2 separate regions of the Homo sapiens genome follow, and region 2 is linked to region 1. Evidence: chromatin loops called from intact Hi-C (ENCODE). Cell type or tissue: lower leg skin. All regions are shown on one strand.

Region 1 (8,000 bases):
CATCCCGGCCCCCAGGAGTACACAGGGGTTTGGAATGGCACCCTGACCTCCTGGCCTGATGTGCTTTCAGGAAAAGCACAATCCCAGCAGCTCACATGAGGCAGTGGGAAAACAAGCCTGTGTCACTGCTGTGTGTGCACGTGGGTTACAACACATTCCTTCTTTATCCTGAGAGGTCCTGTATTCCAGGGAAGAGTGCAGAGCAGCATGTTGCTTACCACCCCCTCCACTGACTTTCAGGGCCCTTCTGTGAGGCCAGCTGACCTGCCCAGGAACCTTGCTGCCCTCTGTTGTTGAGAGCTGCAGGGTTAGAGGCACCGCATACCCTGAAGTGTGCGGGAGGCTGAACAGGTGCCAACACTCCACCCCTCACCAGCCCTGGACAGCTCACCTCGCCAACCCTCTGTTTCCTCAGCTTGTAAAAGGAAGATAATGCCACATGAAATGATGAGGAAGCATCTGCCCCACCCAATTAAAACGTAAGTCCTAAAGGACAGAAATCACGGATGGCAGAGCCAAGCGCAGGGACCTACTGGGGGAAAGTGCTGAATAGGACTCTGATGAATGGCTCTGCGTGCTCCTCATCCTCCTGGCTTTAACAGCCAACTGGTTCTAATTGCTTCTAGCTGGCTCCAACTGCTTCTAGGTGATGCTAACTGCTCCCCTATGCCCATGCTCTCATCTTCCCTGTCACTTCTGTGCAAACAATCCCCAAATTCGGTGTCTCCAGCCCTGGATTCTTACCCAGTCCAAAATCCCACATCTCCAACTGCATCCTGGCCATGTCCACCTGCCTGCCCAGACATCTCAGACTCTGTCACAGAATGGACTCCTAGTTCACTTTGCTCCACTTCCTATTTTCATTTTAACATTGTTATTAAAGCATGATAGATTTACATTGAAGTGCACACATCACAAGTAGACAGCTTGATGAACCTTCATGAATGGACACACCCAGGTAACAAGCACCAGATCAAGCAGCAGAACATTATCAGCATCCCAGAAGTCCCCCAGGGCCCTCTTCCAGGGATGACCAATGGCCTGACTTCTGTCTGCTTAGCCTGTTTTTGAACTTTGTATAAATGAAATTATACAGTCTGTTCTCTTCCATGTCTGGCTTCTTTTGGTCAACATTGTGAGATTCATTCATACCATTGCATGGAAGGGTAGACCACCCATTCTCTTGCTGTGCAAGTACAGTATGACTTACCCAATATATTGCTGATGGCAATCAGATTGTTTCCCTTTGGGGGCTTTGATGAGTCCTGCTGTACTGAACTTGATGGTGCATGTCTTTTCTTGTGACTATATGTACACATTTCTTTTGTGTATAGTCCCAAGAAGGAATTGCTGGGCCATGGATTATGCATTTCTGCTCTCAGAGATGCTGCCAGCAGTTTTTTTGGGTTTTTTTGGTTTTTTTGGTTTTTTTTGAGATGGAGTCTCACTCTGTCACCCAGGCTGTAGTGCAGTGGCGCGATATTGGCTCACTGCAACCTCCACCTCCCTGGTTCAAGTCTCCCAGGTAGCTGGGATTACAGGCGCCCACCACCATACCCAGCTACTTTTTCTTTTATTTTTAGTAGAGACGGAGTTCTACCACGTTGGCCAGGCTGGTCTGAAACACCTGACCTCAGGTGATCCACCTGCCTCAGCCTCCCAAAGTGCTGGGATTACAGGAGTGAGCTGCCGCACCTAGCCGGTGCCAGCAGTTTCTAAAGTGATCGTATCAATGCACATTTCTACCAGCAGTGTGGGTAAGTTTTGGCAACTCCACTTCCCTGCCAACAATTGATGCCATTTTTGATTCACCCTTCCATGCCTAAGGTATTTCTTTTTTCCTCCAGAATGATCTCATATTTTCAGCCCTTTCCTCTCAGTACTGTCCTGCTTCAGGAGAGCTCACAGTGAGGCTCCCTGGCACTGGCCCTCAGGCCTCCCCGTGGACTGCTCCCAGATAAGCTCCCTAAATGCTGCTTTCATCCTCACACTGTTCTGTCCACAGAACTTCAATTACTCCTGATTTCCAATTACTTTAGAGTTATATCTGTTCATCTGGTTTTTGACACTCTGCAAACCTGGTCAATAATCCAGAAGACCTCATCTTTCCTTTGGGCTTCATAATTCCTACATATCATTTTCCAATGTCATAATCTCTCTTCCAGTAAGTCTCCAGCATCAGCTTGTTTGGCAGGAAAACTGTCTTCTTTGTTAGCAGTTCTGTAAGGAACCCTCCCTCCCTACTAGCTGGAGAGGGTAGTGGCAGCAAAGCCTCAGAGAATTTGTTCCAACACCCTTGTTTTCAGAGAAGCCCCAAAGTTGTAAAGAACTTTTTAAAAAATCCTAATGACTTGGCAGGTTTTCATAACTTTCTTAAAGTGGCAACCACCACTTCTTATTTGTTACTATTCTTTATTTAATACGAAAACAGGCAGAACTTTGGAGCTACAGGCATCAAGCATCTGCTGCATTTAGGGAGGTTTTATTTTTATTTATTTATTTTGAGATGGAGTCTCGCTCTGTCACCCAGGGTGGAGTGCAATGGCACAACCTCGGCTCACTGCAACCTCCGCTTCGAGCAATTCTCCTGCCTCAGCCCCCCAAGTAGCTGGGATTACAGGTGCCCACCACCACGCCTGGCTAATTTTTGTATTTTTAGTAGAGATGGGGTTTTCACCATGTTGGCCAGGCTGGTCTCGAACTCCGGACCTCAAGTGATCTACCCGTCTCGGCCTCCCAAAGTGCTGAGATTACAGATGTTAGCCACCATGCCTGGCCAAAGGAGGTTTTAGACCAGTAGAAAGTGTTTGAAACCTTCCATCATTACAGAGAATCATAGAAATGCATGGAAAATAGAGAGCAGGCAAATGATGCTTATTTCTCCCACGTTAAGAAGAAAAATCAGACTGCTCTGTGTTTAATATTTGCTTACAGTTTATATAGTTATTACTTGAATGTTGTATAGTTATTAGAATGTTATGTAGTTATATATATAACATGTTATATAGTTATATAGACTGTTATTATAGTTATTACTTGAATCCTACTTTATATAGGAAATCCCAATGCATTCTAGTTCATATTGCCCATATTATTGAACGTAGAGCATAATTTTGCTATTTTAAATGGCATAGGATTCATAGTTGCATCTTGTCTTTGATAATATAGTATTTTTCTTACTTGTACTTTATTTGATGGTGAGTCCTTTGGTAGGGGCAGTAGGGGCTCCATGTCTGGTCATTGTATCATACAACATGAGGAAGGGAATGTCAGAAGATGCTATCAGTTCTGATGCCTTATGCAAACATAAAGAAACAGTGCTTTCCTTGTGGACATAAGTGGGGGCTAGATTCACAGGCCATGACTCACAGCACACACCTTCTAGTCTGATCACAGGCTGTTTGCAGCCCCTAAAACAAGCCATGCTTCTCTTAGCTTATCCTTAAGTCTCTCCCCTGAAGGCCACTCTCTCTTTTCCTGCCTTCGCTAAATGCTACTCAAATATTAAGGGCCTTATTAGGCCAACATCTTTAGTAAAGTTCCTTCTGCTTACTCTAGACTCTACTGATATTACCCAAACTCTCTTAATCCTAAATTGTGTCTGCCCACAATTTAGCACTTAATTGCATATCACATAGTATCATTTAAGGGAGACTTAAAATCTGGCAGTTCTTGATTGAACTTGATGGGCATCCCGTCCCTCCCTGGAAGACCACATAATGGGTTCCCTTTTAGCTAATGATATTACAAACCCCTTGTGTGCTAAGGAAGAAGCATTATTTTGCCCCAATGTCACCATTGATCTTATGCAGCCTTGACTTTCACTGATGCTCCCTGTGTCTTATTGCCTCCCCAGGTGCAAGAATTATCTCACACCTCACACCATTCCCTGGAGTCCTGAGGACTTACCCAGATACTCAGTAGGATGGGAAATTGGGGGTGAAAAATGACAGTTAATTGGAAGGGCATGGCCTGCAGCCTGAGAGAAGTTGCTGAGTTTGGAAAGTAGGAAGGCGGTGAACTGGCCAAGGGATCATGAGTTTACAGCTTGTGACCACGATGTAAAGGAAGGACCGGTCCCATTCCACACCTGATCCTTAGGGGCCTCAGGCCTCTGGGTTTGGCAGCTGGGATTGGTATTGTTCTGTGTCATCCACAATGATCTCTGCCAAAGAGGGCCTGAAGATACAGGCTTCCTTCCTGCTTGCCAGCTTCAGAATGGCTCGGGTGTTCCCAGAACTGGCCAATCTATGCACCTAGAACTGAGGCTTGACACTCCCCAGGTTCAGGGCAGTCCTAGAAGCAAGCTAAAGCCTCTCCCCTTGGGGTAGATCTCCAAGGCTGGCATCCTGGGAGCTTGGTGCATAAGGCTGATTCACCTGCCACAGGACCTATGAGCTCTGTGTGTGTCCCCAGTGGCAAGGGCATTGACCCTGGGCTACCTGTCCCAGTCACAATTCTGGACCCCTGCTCTGAGGGCTATATTTAGAGGAATTGTACCCCGACTTCCCTGCCAACCTAGAGACACACACACCCTATCTCAGGACCTCACAGGAACTCATCCTAGTCTTCAAGTATCAGAGTCGTTCACCCATTTATTCATCCATATACTCAACAAATAACTATTATGAATCTCCATGAGCCAGACACTGAACCTGGGGCTACATCAGTAAACAAGACCATCCCAGACTCTGCCCTCAGGAAGCTAGCCAGTGAGTGGGGAAGCTCTATAAAGCAGACAGTTGCAAGATCCTGTAATTACGGTGAGAGGAAAGAGAAATATTTTGGGAGATGCATGCCAATGACTGTGGCCTGAAGTTTGACCTTTTCTCCATCAGGCAGTCATAATGGAAGATGCTTACCCACCCCTGTCCTGGGGTAGGAGGGATAGCAGATGGGATGGCAGTGTCATTTAGAAAATTGCCTTCAAAATGTCTATTTTTATAATGTAGGCTACAGAAAGTACAGTTCCACACAGTGTTTTGTTATTTTGGCCTTTTGGACAAAGAAGTCATATGTATACTGGTGTGGTATAGGAGAGAATTACTGCAGGGTCCCTGAATTTACAAAGATCAGGGAATCCAAGGTGGAAAAACCAGGGCATGGAACCCACCAAGAAAATGTTTCAAGAAGTCCCCTGAGACCCTGGGGTGGGGATTGCTCCTGCAATGCAGCGGGTGTCAGTCCTGTGAGTGGGCAGGATGCAGAGGCCTCTGGCTAAACCACACAAGGTGCTGCCAGACTCCCTGGGCTGGAGGAAGCCCTGCCCCTGTGTGTGCAAGCATCACCCTCCCGTGACATGTGATGATGTCTCATGGTAACTGATGGCCTCAAGGCACCCACCAAACCTATATGAAGCAACCAGCACCACGCAGAGGGTGGGACCTGATGGAGTGACTTGATGAAGTTTAATGGGAGGACAAGGCTTGGCCTAGAGTGTTGCCTTCCATTGGTGTGGCCCAGCATGCAACGGCACACTCCCTGCTGCCAGCTGGAATGCCACCATGACTCACTTGGGCTCACCATGGCATCTCCAAACAAGACATCGGAATTTGTAAACTGTCCCCACTCCAGGGGCTGAATTCATGCCTTTTCACCTAGTCTCAAGGACAGGGATGCTTTACAGCAGTGCTTTCCAAACAAATCCCCTGGGGACCTACTTAATGCAAATTCTGATTCTGAAGGTCTGGGTGGGACTGAGATGTTTCATTTCTAAACAAGTTCCAGGGGATGTCAATGTTGCTGATCTGGGGACCACACTGTGAGTAGCAAGACCTGAAAACATTCACCAAAGTGAGTGAAATTTAACCTTCACTTCTCCTTCACAAGGAAGGATGATCGGCTCCACCATCTGGTGCTCACTCAGCAAGCATTTGTTGAGCCTAGGAACTGAGATAATGGTAACACCATTGGCGGAAATAATGAAGTCAGAGACAGGAACTGTTGTTTTAGGAGAAATAATAATAATTACCTTTGCTTGAATGCCTGTCCTGTTCTATGATCTTGTTTGATCCTTATATTTGGAAGGTAGATATTATTAATCTTCATTAATTTCATAGTGGAATTAGGCTCAAAAAGGTGAAGTGATTTTCCCTGAGGTGTCATTGCTGGCTGGAAATTGAACCTGGTCTATTAAACTCCAAAATCTACCTGATCCCACTGTGAAGCAGTTCCTTGTTCTAGAGAGTGGGGAATTAGCGTTAAGTAGATTCAGCATAGTGGTTCGCAACCCTGCCTGCACGTTAGAATCACCAAGAAAACTTTAAACCCCCCCACACCCCAAACTAATTACAATAGACTCTCTAGGGGAGGGATGCTCTATCCACATTTTTTAAAGCTCTCCAGGTAATTCCAATGTGCAGACAAGCCTGGGAATCGCTGAGTTAGCCCAACTCTTCTCCTAAGAAGTGAGCAATTGAGAAGCCAATAAATGAAATGGCAACCTTGTCAGAACTAGTATCTCTCCATTCCTTCTCCAGGACTGTTTCCAATAAACTGGCTAAACATAACATGCTGTAGTGGGATGAAGCAGAATGGGAAAGAAAGTAGGATACAGGAATTTGCCAAGGGAAAATACATAAGGAGCTGAGAATCCAAGCCAACACTGGAGGCAACACACATTTAGGAGCTGAGGAGAAGATTCTGAAAGATAGAGAATTTCACCAAACTAAAATCCTTAACATCAAGAACAACATTTCTTCATTTAGGAATCCTCCTGTGTTTGGCATCTCTTACACGATGGATGAGTGAACGGAGGAAATGAGAAAGGTGGTGTGGCTCTAATGGACAAGAAAGTTCAGAAGCCAAGTTGAGTAGGAAATGGGTGTCACATTGGGATTGAGGAAAGGCATAATAACAGGTGAGATGGCTTTACCCAGTGTGAATCTACTGAAGGAAGGACTATAAAAGTGAATGGCCTCCATGAGGAAGTCATATTGTAAGGTTTTCTGATTAGGATTAGGATGATTTTTAAATAATAGAATGGAATACACCAAGTAGAGAAATAAATGGAACAATCTGCTTGAAGCAAAAAAAAAAAAAAAAAAGGCTTGAGGCTACTCTAGGGACCATAATGCCATCTCTTGCCATAATCAAGAGAAAAGGCCAGAGCCCCCCACCATCTCCTCAAAGAGAAATCTTAGATAACAGAACAAAGTTCTGGGTACTCCACCAACCACCTGGGATGCCCCTGGGTAACTTCATCCTTCAAGGCTGTCATGGATGTTAAAATGAATTTCTCCTTATTAAACATTGAGGATAAAAAGCTATTGAGGACCAAGTGTGGTCTTCCCCTATAATCCCAGCATTTTTGGAGGCTGAGGTGAGAGGGTTGCTTGAGGCCAGGAGTTCAAGATCAGCCTGGGCAACCTAGCAAGACCCCTTGGTTACAAAAAATAAAAATAAAGCTATTGAGCAATTGGTTGTGAGACTTACATGGCAGTCAAGTCTCTTGGGGGTTCTGTAGACCCCAGGTTTTACAAAAGTGTGAGTCAGAAGGAGCCAAAATGCTAAGTGATGTTGGGCATTAAAAGTCCACATGGGGATATTGTTTTACTCATCATATCACAAGGGTGTTTAAGTTTCTGCCTAGGATTTTCCATCTCACTCAACAATGTTTAATTCATTGTCCATGTTGATGTGGGTTTAATTGTGAGATCACAGACACTTGTCTTCAAAGATGACATCTCCTGAACCATGCCTTAGACACTCTTCTGTATGAAGGAAGGACATTTCCTCACCCATCCTCACTCCCCTGGCCCACTTTCAGACCTCCACTGACACTTTGGGACTGGCTGGCCGGCGTGCCATTGTGTCATGCTGCTGGGGACTAGAAAGCTAAGTGACCTACCCAGGAATAAACTCTTTGACTTCCCTCACATCAGCACATCCTAGCCACCTCAGGCCCAGGACAAAACTAAACATTAGCCCCCAGTTTAAATATGTCCCTTGGTCCAGGTGTTGGGAGAAAATAATCAGCAACCTCAGCTGAGTGAGAAAAA
Region 2 (8,000 bases), 270 kb after region 1:
TTTTTTGTTTGTTTGTTTGTTTGTTTGAGACAGAGTCTCCCTCTGTCACCTAGGCTGGAGTACAGTGGCGCGAACTTGGCTCACTGCAACCTCTGCTTCCGGGGTTCAAGTGATTCACCTGCCTCGGCCTCCTGAGTAGCTGGGATTACAGGTCCCTGCCACCACGCCCGGCTAATTTTTGTATTTTAGTAGAGTTGGGGTTTCACCATGTTGGCCAGGCTGGTCTCAAACTCCTGACCTCAAGTGCTCTGCCAGCCTTGGCGTCCCAAAGTGCTGAGATTACAGGCATGAGCCACCGCATCTGGCCTCTTCCTCTTCTTAGGAGAACACCAGTCACTAGGATTAGGGCCCCACCTCAACGGCCTCCCTTCAATTTAATCACCTCTTTAAAGGCTCTGTCTCCAAACATGGCCACATTCTGAAGTACTGGCTGGCAGCTGGGACTTCAACATATGAATTGTGTGTGAGGGTGGGGTGCATGATTCATCCATAATAGTAGGGGGAGGAAGGAGATGATGAATATCAATTATGGATTTAAGATTATCTGTAAGAACAGGAAATATAGCTGGTCCTGCTAACTGTTTCCTTTGTATGTGTGTGTGTCTGTTTTTGGAAGTTGGGACTTGAAGAAGTAGTGATAGGATGGAGTAAAAAGTGGGGTATGGATGCATCTGAACCATGTGGGGTCAGATGCTGTCAATGCCCCATCCACATCCCTTCAGTACCTCTCAATTCCTTAAACACACAGTTCCAACTGTCAGGAACTGTGTTCCTGCCTAAGGACCCTCTCAGACTGTTCCCACTCTCCAGCGTTGGAGGCAGCCCAGAAGTGCTGGGAAATTAATGCCTCCTAGGAGCATTCTGCAACCAGTGACTGACAGGAGTTGGTGAATAAATACTCCAGCTCCCTTGTGGCTTAGGTGCAATATCTCCTAAGTGTGTGTGTGTTCTTTTTTTTTTTTTTTTTTTCTTGAGACAGAGTCTCACTCTGTTGCCCATGCTGGAGTGCAGTGGCGCGCGATCTTGGCTTACTGCAACCTCCACCTCCCGGGTTCAAGCAATTCTTCTGCCTCAGCCTCCTGAGTAGCTGGGATTACAGGCACGCGCACCATGCCCAGCTAATTTTTTAATTTTTAATAGAGACAGGATTTCACCATGTTGGCCAAGCTTGTCTCGAACTCCTGACCTCAGGTGATCCACCTGCCTCGGCCTCCCAAAGTGCTGGGATTACACCGCACCCAGCCCCAGTTGTGTGTTCTGCACTGTTTCCTGGGAGTCTTCAACAAGAGTAAGCTCCAGCTGCCTGCCATGTAGCTTACTTGATAATGCACACTGTTTTTGCCTTTCTTCCTTTCCCTATCTGGCTTCCCCACTTCCATACTGGCACTTTCTGGAAAAAGTACTTGTACACAAATCCTTATCTCGGGGTCTGCTTCTGATGGAACCCAAATTAATATACCAACAGTCTGTAGAATAGCTCACATTTACTAAATTTAACACATGTACTCGTTTGGCTTCACTCACTTTGCACTCCTTATTTCTCTTTCAAGTGGTTGTTTCTCTAGCTATGTTTTCTTATGGGCCACTAATTCTTTCATAGTCTCTACTATGTGCCAGGTGCTGGAGATACAGCAGGAAAAAGAATAGACAATGGCCCTGCTACCATTGGGGTTCCAGTCTAAAAAGGAAGACAGGCTTTGAACAATTAATTTCAAGGGTGAATCATATCATAACAAGGAAAATGGAGGGGGAGGAGAGATACAGTAGTTGGATCCAACCTAGTCTGAAGGCAGAGATGGTGTCTCGCAGAGGAAGTAACACTGCAATTGACCTCTGAAGGATTAGTACAAAGTAGTTCGGCACCATCTCCATTTGGCTTCCCTGACCAGCGGTTTGTCTTTTTGAAGCCTAACAATCACAAATGTGGCAAGGGATCAAATAAAGCTTGGAAGAGCGATATGGTCAACACAAAAATACGAAACAAATCCCAAATTACCAAGAACCTTTATTTAACCTACCAAACTAAAAGAGCAATAAAATAAAAATATTTTCCATCCACAAAACGGTTTTACATCAACTACACTGACCAATACAGAGAAAAGGGAAATCCCTGAGGAACTGCCAACAATAAATAATATACTTAAAATAGAATGTTCTGAGTGTAAAGGAACATTTCCTGAGCCCGTTCAGTTTGGGGAAATTTGGCCCTTTGCAAAATTCAGTTTCTCAAAAGGATATCCAACTGATGCAAGTTTCCTGTCATGACAAGAAGCTGTCATGTTCAGTAGCACCTTACACGAAAGGTGGGGAAATAGGCCGGGCGCAGTGGCTCACGCCTGTAATCCCAGCACTTTGGGAGGCCGAGGCAGGTGGATCACCTGAGGTCAGGAGTTTGAGACCAGCCTGACCAACATGGTAAAACCCTGTCTTTACTAAAAATACAAAAAATTAGCCAGGTGTGGTGGTGGGTGCCTGTAATCCCAGCTACTCAGGAGGCTGAGGCAGGAGAATCACTTGAACCCGGGAGGCAGAGGTTGCAGTGAGCTGAGATCATGCCGCTGCACTTCAGCCTGGGGGACAGAGAGAGACTCTGTCTCAAAAAAAAGAAAAAAAGATGAGGAAATAATCAATCTTCTTCTGATCAATTTGTCCATAGTTCTGGAAAAGCTACTGCACAGAGCAGGAGAGGAAACTATTTGCTCTCTGTAATACTGAAAAACTGAGAGTGCTATTTTAACTTGTCAATAACTAAAAGGTACCATTTTCTCATAGTGCACAGGTGTTGTACAAAAAGTACATGACCTCCCTGCTGTTTGTGAGTGAAAAAGGAAAACCCAAATATTTGTGAAAGTGTAAGACGGATGCATTTAAAATTCTGGGGTCTAGCAAGGGAAAGATTCTCTGTGAAGACCCAAAATTGAGGACTGGTTTTATAACTCTAAAATTATCTTGAGGAATGGAATCAAAATATGGTATTTCATTGATTCTAAGATGTATTTTTTTCATACTTTAGCATCTTAAATTCAGATGGGCTTGGCCATCAATAGTCTGTCCCAAGTTTATTGGCAACTCCTCGACCCCACCTTCTTAGTGCAACATAAAATAATGGCATGTTTTACAATCAGTGGCTCCTTAAATTAGATTAAACATCATGCTCTGTAGTTCAGCATACACAGGGATCCACATAAAAATAAATCTGACATTTAAACCCTGGTGATTCTCCCAACTGAAAAAGTGCTGGCAAAAATATTTGGCATCTTAAATTTCAGCATGAGCATCACAACTTCAGGAAGGGTTAGAAGAATAGTGATGTGGGTTGGGCTCAGGCTCTAGTTCTGGTTCTGTCCCTCATCAGCTAGGAAAACTGTAAGGAAATTAATTTCACACTTGTAGGCTTTATTTCCTCATCTGTAAAATGAGAAAGTATGATCAGGCGGCTTCTAAGTCTTCCAGCCAAAAAGGAAGGTAATTTTAAATCTTGCACCACTGAGGCTGTGTGTCGCCGTGGAAACTCCACAGCCAGGCTGCCCAAAGCCAAAGGAGCCACTACTGCAGTTGGTGGCTCAGAATCCTCTGCTGCCACCTCTGCTCCTCAAGTGGATGCTCCAAATCCAGAAGTGGATTTCATGCTTCCCATGTTGAAAACCTAATTCATTCATAACCTGAGTAACTGGGAAAGAATAATTCTTCAGAATGGGGCAATTTGTAAACTTCAAAAAACTGCAGAACTCTACTTGCTTATGTTGTCCTAAATGTCTACCATAAATTTTAAATCTCTAAAAAATTATAGCAAGGGTTCACTTCAAAGTCTTCATTGCTGACATAACGTGGCTATAGGTCCTGCTGCTCTGGGTGCCCTTTCCATATCACAGAAGCACTAGCCGGAAAAAGCTCTGGTTTCTGAAAGAAAATAACAAAGAAATTTCCTCTGAATGAAAGGTGCTTGTCAATACTCTCTCCTACCTTGAGAGTATATTCAACAAGAATAAGGGTGCAGGCCAAGGAAAACAAATGGTGAGGAATGGGTATTCCAAGCAATGAGAAATGGAATGTGACGATAACAGCATTGCTTTATGGTAAATAATACATACATTTACATTTTTATACATATTTCAAATTTGAAATTTTTAATCTATCTTTACCTAAACATGTTAGAATTAACAACAGGAATAGCAGCTAAAATCAACAACTACAAAACAAATCACAAATTCCTAACTCTTCTTGTTTAAATTTTTTTTTTTTTTGAGACAGAGTCTTGCTGTGTTACCCAGGCTGGAGTGCAGTGGCGCAATCTCAGCTCACTGCAACCCCCGCCTCCCAAGTTCAAGTGATTCTCCTGCCTCAGCCTCCCAAGTAGCTGGGATTACAGGCACCCGCCACTGTGCCTGGCTAGTTTTTGTATTTTTAGTAGAGATAGGGTTTCACCATGTTGGCCAGGCTGGTCTCAAACTCCTGACCTCAGGTGATCCGCCCGCCTTGGCCTCCCAAAGTGCTAGAATTACAGGCATGAGCCACCGTACCGGGACCCTGTTTAAATTTATTTTCCAAAAGTTCATTCAAACTATTTTAATTGTTGTGATAAGTTGCTTAGTAAGTTATTCACTAAATTAGACTTCCTTCTTTAAAATTTTCTGAAATTCAGTATATGTTGTATACTGAATATGAATGTGTTGTATACTCCCTTTAGTAAAATTTTCTGAAATTGATGTATATGTTGAACCCCAACTCATTGAACTGGCACAGATTCCAGTGAACTCCAGTGAAATGATATAACTCAAGTACATGTGTTGGCACTAGCATCTTGCATTCAAACATCACACTCTTAGACTCTGAGGAACTACAGTTGTTGGGTCAAGTGGTACTATTAAGCTACTAGAATATATTCTTTACCCAAACAAGTAAGAACAGAAAAGAAAAAGGTAAAAAATAAAAAGAAACACTTAGGACTGCCAGTGACCTGCCCATCATCTACACAGTGCTCCAGAGAGCAGGTGCCACATCTGAATTCCAAGTCATTGATTTACCAGGTTTCCACTCTGCCTCTAACTAGGGCCTTGCCCCTTTCCATGAGAAAGAGGGAGGCTTATGAAATGAAGAAGAAATGATGACTGATTGTAAAGACTAGCATCTATTTGTAGATTTGTAGGTCCTAAGTTATATATAGTTAAAGAACAGGGTACTTTATGTCTTCAAGTTCCATATATTTTATAGCAAAGTTGCTTAAATATTAAATATATTAAGCAATTATATTAAGCAATTTAAGGACTTATGTTTAAATATAATAGAAACCAGCTGATTCTTTCCTTTGACTGAGTCTTGCTCTGTCGCCCAGGCTGGAGTGCAGTGGCGCAATCTCAGCTCACTACAACCTCCACCTCCTGGGTTCGAGTGATTCTCCTGCCTCAGGGTCCTAAGTAGCTGGGGCTACAGGTGCCTGCCACCATGGCTGGCTACTTTTTTGTATTTTTTGTTTGTTTGTTTTAGTAGAGATGGGGTTTCACCATGTTGATTAGGCTGGTCTCAAGTGATCCACCTGCCTCAGCCTCCCAAAGTGCTGGGATTACAGGCGTGAGCCACTGTGCCCAGTCATTAGCTGATTATTTTTATGTAATTAGGACAAGTTGGCATCTGTCCTAGATAGCCAGTTGGCTATAAGTCACAAAGTAGGTGTTTTTAGAGGACTGGAGACAAACAATGTTTGATGTGCTCACTTTGGTGGTATAGAACGCTATAGAAAATCACCCTGGAGCACTGTTAAAATCTGTTTAGGTTGATAAATGACAGTATATGTAACCAACACCAAACCAGGAAGGGTGAGAGAGAGGCTGTTGCCTTTCTCTGTTGACTTCTGGCATCCCACCCACCCACTGCCTGCCACTTGGTCTTCTGATACTGTTATCCAGGGCATACAACTAACAAGAAATGCGAAGACGTGTAGTTCAGAAGTGTAGCTCAGTCCACACTGAGATCAGGAATATGTAAGTGGATCAACCCTTTAAAACAGTTTTTAGTCAAAGCAGTAACACATTTTCATTGCAGACAAATTCAAAAACAGGAAGGAAAAATATTACCTATTTAGGAATATATCTCTTCAGACCTTTTCTTAGCTCGTGTGTACCTATATAATTCTTTTACCCCAAGATAAGCCCACTGGGGTAAAAGAATGATACTTTATGAAGAGTTTTTTTTAGTATCGCTACTTTGGCTTCTGAGGCATTTCTTCACATCTGTGAAGAATGATTTTGACTTGGAGAATGTTCCAAGCACCTGAGTGCCTAAGAAAAAGTCACCATGCAGTATATCTTTGCAGCTACAGTTGGCTTAGCAGTGTTCAGTCCTCGTCTAAGAATCCTCATGGTTTGCTTATTCAGAGCAATAATAATCTGCAGGATGACCTCCATGATGACCTTGTGTGTATAATGAGTGTGATATCATTTGCACTTCTTTTTATTTGACTTTTCCTCTTTTAGATGGTGGGAGAGTAAGCTAAAATCTAAATTACTTTAACAGTGAGGATGATGTGTGTTTTGTTGATGAGCACTGCCTTAAATCCAGGTGTGTAATAACTATAAAAGAGCTTAATAAGAGCAGATAAAGAGGGCTGGGCATGGTGGCTCATGCCTGTAATCCCAGCACTTTGGGAGGCTGAGGTGGGCAGATCACTTCAGGTCAGGAGTTCAACATCAGCCTGGCCAACATGGTGAAGCCCTGTTTCTACTGAAAATACAAAAAATATTAGCTGGGTGTGGTGGTGCATGCCTGTAATCCTAGATACTCAAGAGGCTGAGGTGGGAAGATCACTTGAACCCAGGATGTGGAGATTGCAGTGAGCTGAGATCGCACCACTGCACTCCAGCCTGGGTGACACAGCGAGACTCTGCTTCGAAAAAAAAAAGCAGATAAAGAGTTACTGTGGAATAATCAATGAAGGAAAAATAACCTCATTCAAATAGGTATGGAGGGGTCTCCAGTCTGCTTCCAGCTGTGGGATCCACAGAGGTGTCCTGAAGGGACAGCATGCTGGCCAGTGTACCTGCCTCATGCAAGGCCTTGCTAGTTTGTGGTAGTGTTATAAATAAGGTTCAAAGGCTTCAATAGCACAATTACCAGTCTACACATGACTCAATTATGTGAAAAATAAAGGTTCTTACCATTGATTTTACTGATAGAGCAAACTGTAGTCATCAACCAAAGAGTAATTGGGATCATCTGCAAAAGGCAGAACACAGAAAACAACAGTAACATCAATTTTTCATAATAAGATCTCACCCTTTTCAAGCCAGGGCATTTCACTTACAGATTCTGGTGTCTATCCTTTTGTAAAGAGAAAATAGATCTGCCAACAAAAACTATAAATGGTAGTCACGACTCCAAACCAGAGGACATTCTGGAAATCACTATTCTGACTTCTTTGCCCTTTTTCATCCATGCTCAGGTACAGTACCCACAGTAAAATCATCTTTAAAAATGGACAGAAATAGCATCCTACATTACCAAGTGGTAATTCTAAAACAACAAGAAATAAAATACCTTAAATCTTCATATTGTTCAAAGATATAATTTCAGCCACTACAGTTTTTTTTCCATCACTAAATTTTTAGTGAACTGTTAAGTGCAGCATAAACTGTCCTCCTCCCTTATTGATAGGTTTTGGCTCTGTGTCCCCACCCAAATCTCATCTTGAATTGTATCTCCCATAATTTCCACCGTTGTGGGAAGGACCTAGTGGGAGATAATTTGAATCATGGGGGCAGTTTCCCCCACAATGTTGTCCTGGTAGTGAATAAGTCTCACGAGATCTGATGGTTTTATCAGTGGTTTCCGCTTTTGCATCTTCTTCATTTTCTCTTGCCACCACCATGTAAGAAGTGCCTTTCACCTCCCGCCATGATTCTGAGGCTTCCCCAGCCATGTGGAACTGTAAGTCCAATTAAGCCTCTTTTTCTTCCCAGTCTTGGGTATGTCTTTATCAGCAGCATGTAAACAGACTAGTACACTCA

Evidence for each region. A loop is a pair of places that touch in the nucleus more often than their neighbours do. Peaks named below come from ENCODE experiments on the same cell type or tissue, not always from the same donor. Only the 100,000 strongest peaks of a DNase experiment are listed, where the experiment ranks them.
Region 2: it touches region 1 in a loop (2.3-fold over the local background); 8 of 110 quality-filtered maps call a loop at or near these places.

Annotation. Positions count from the first base shown.
Region 1 is chr18:45,710,108-45,718,107 of GRCh38, forward strand. The region is part of intron 6 of LOC105372093 (a long non-coding RNA gene); the gene reads right to left. LOC105372092 (a long non-coding RNA gene) reads left to right here and starts at 3,042. Exons shown (of 4, transcript XR_935422.3): 1 at 3,042-6,859. In lower leg skin, no CTCF peak of the experiment used is centred here; no DNase peak of the experiment used is centred here.
Region 2 is chr18:45,981,551-45,989,550 of GRCh38, forward strand. It overlaps PSTPIP2 (proline-serine-threonine phosphatase interacting protein 2), which reads right to left. Exons shown (of 15, transcript NM_024430.4): 14 at 7,152-7,209; 15 at 1,986-3,900. The coding sequence ends at 7,160. Among named protein-coding and RNA genes, the nearest start is that of EPG5, 18 kb to the left of the region's middle. In lower leg skin, no CTCF peak of the experiment used is centred here; no DNase peak of the experiment used is centred here.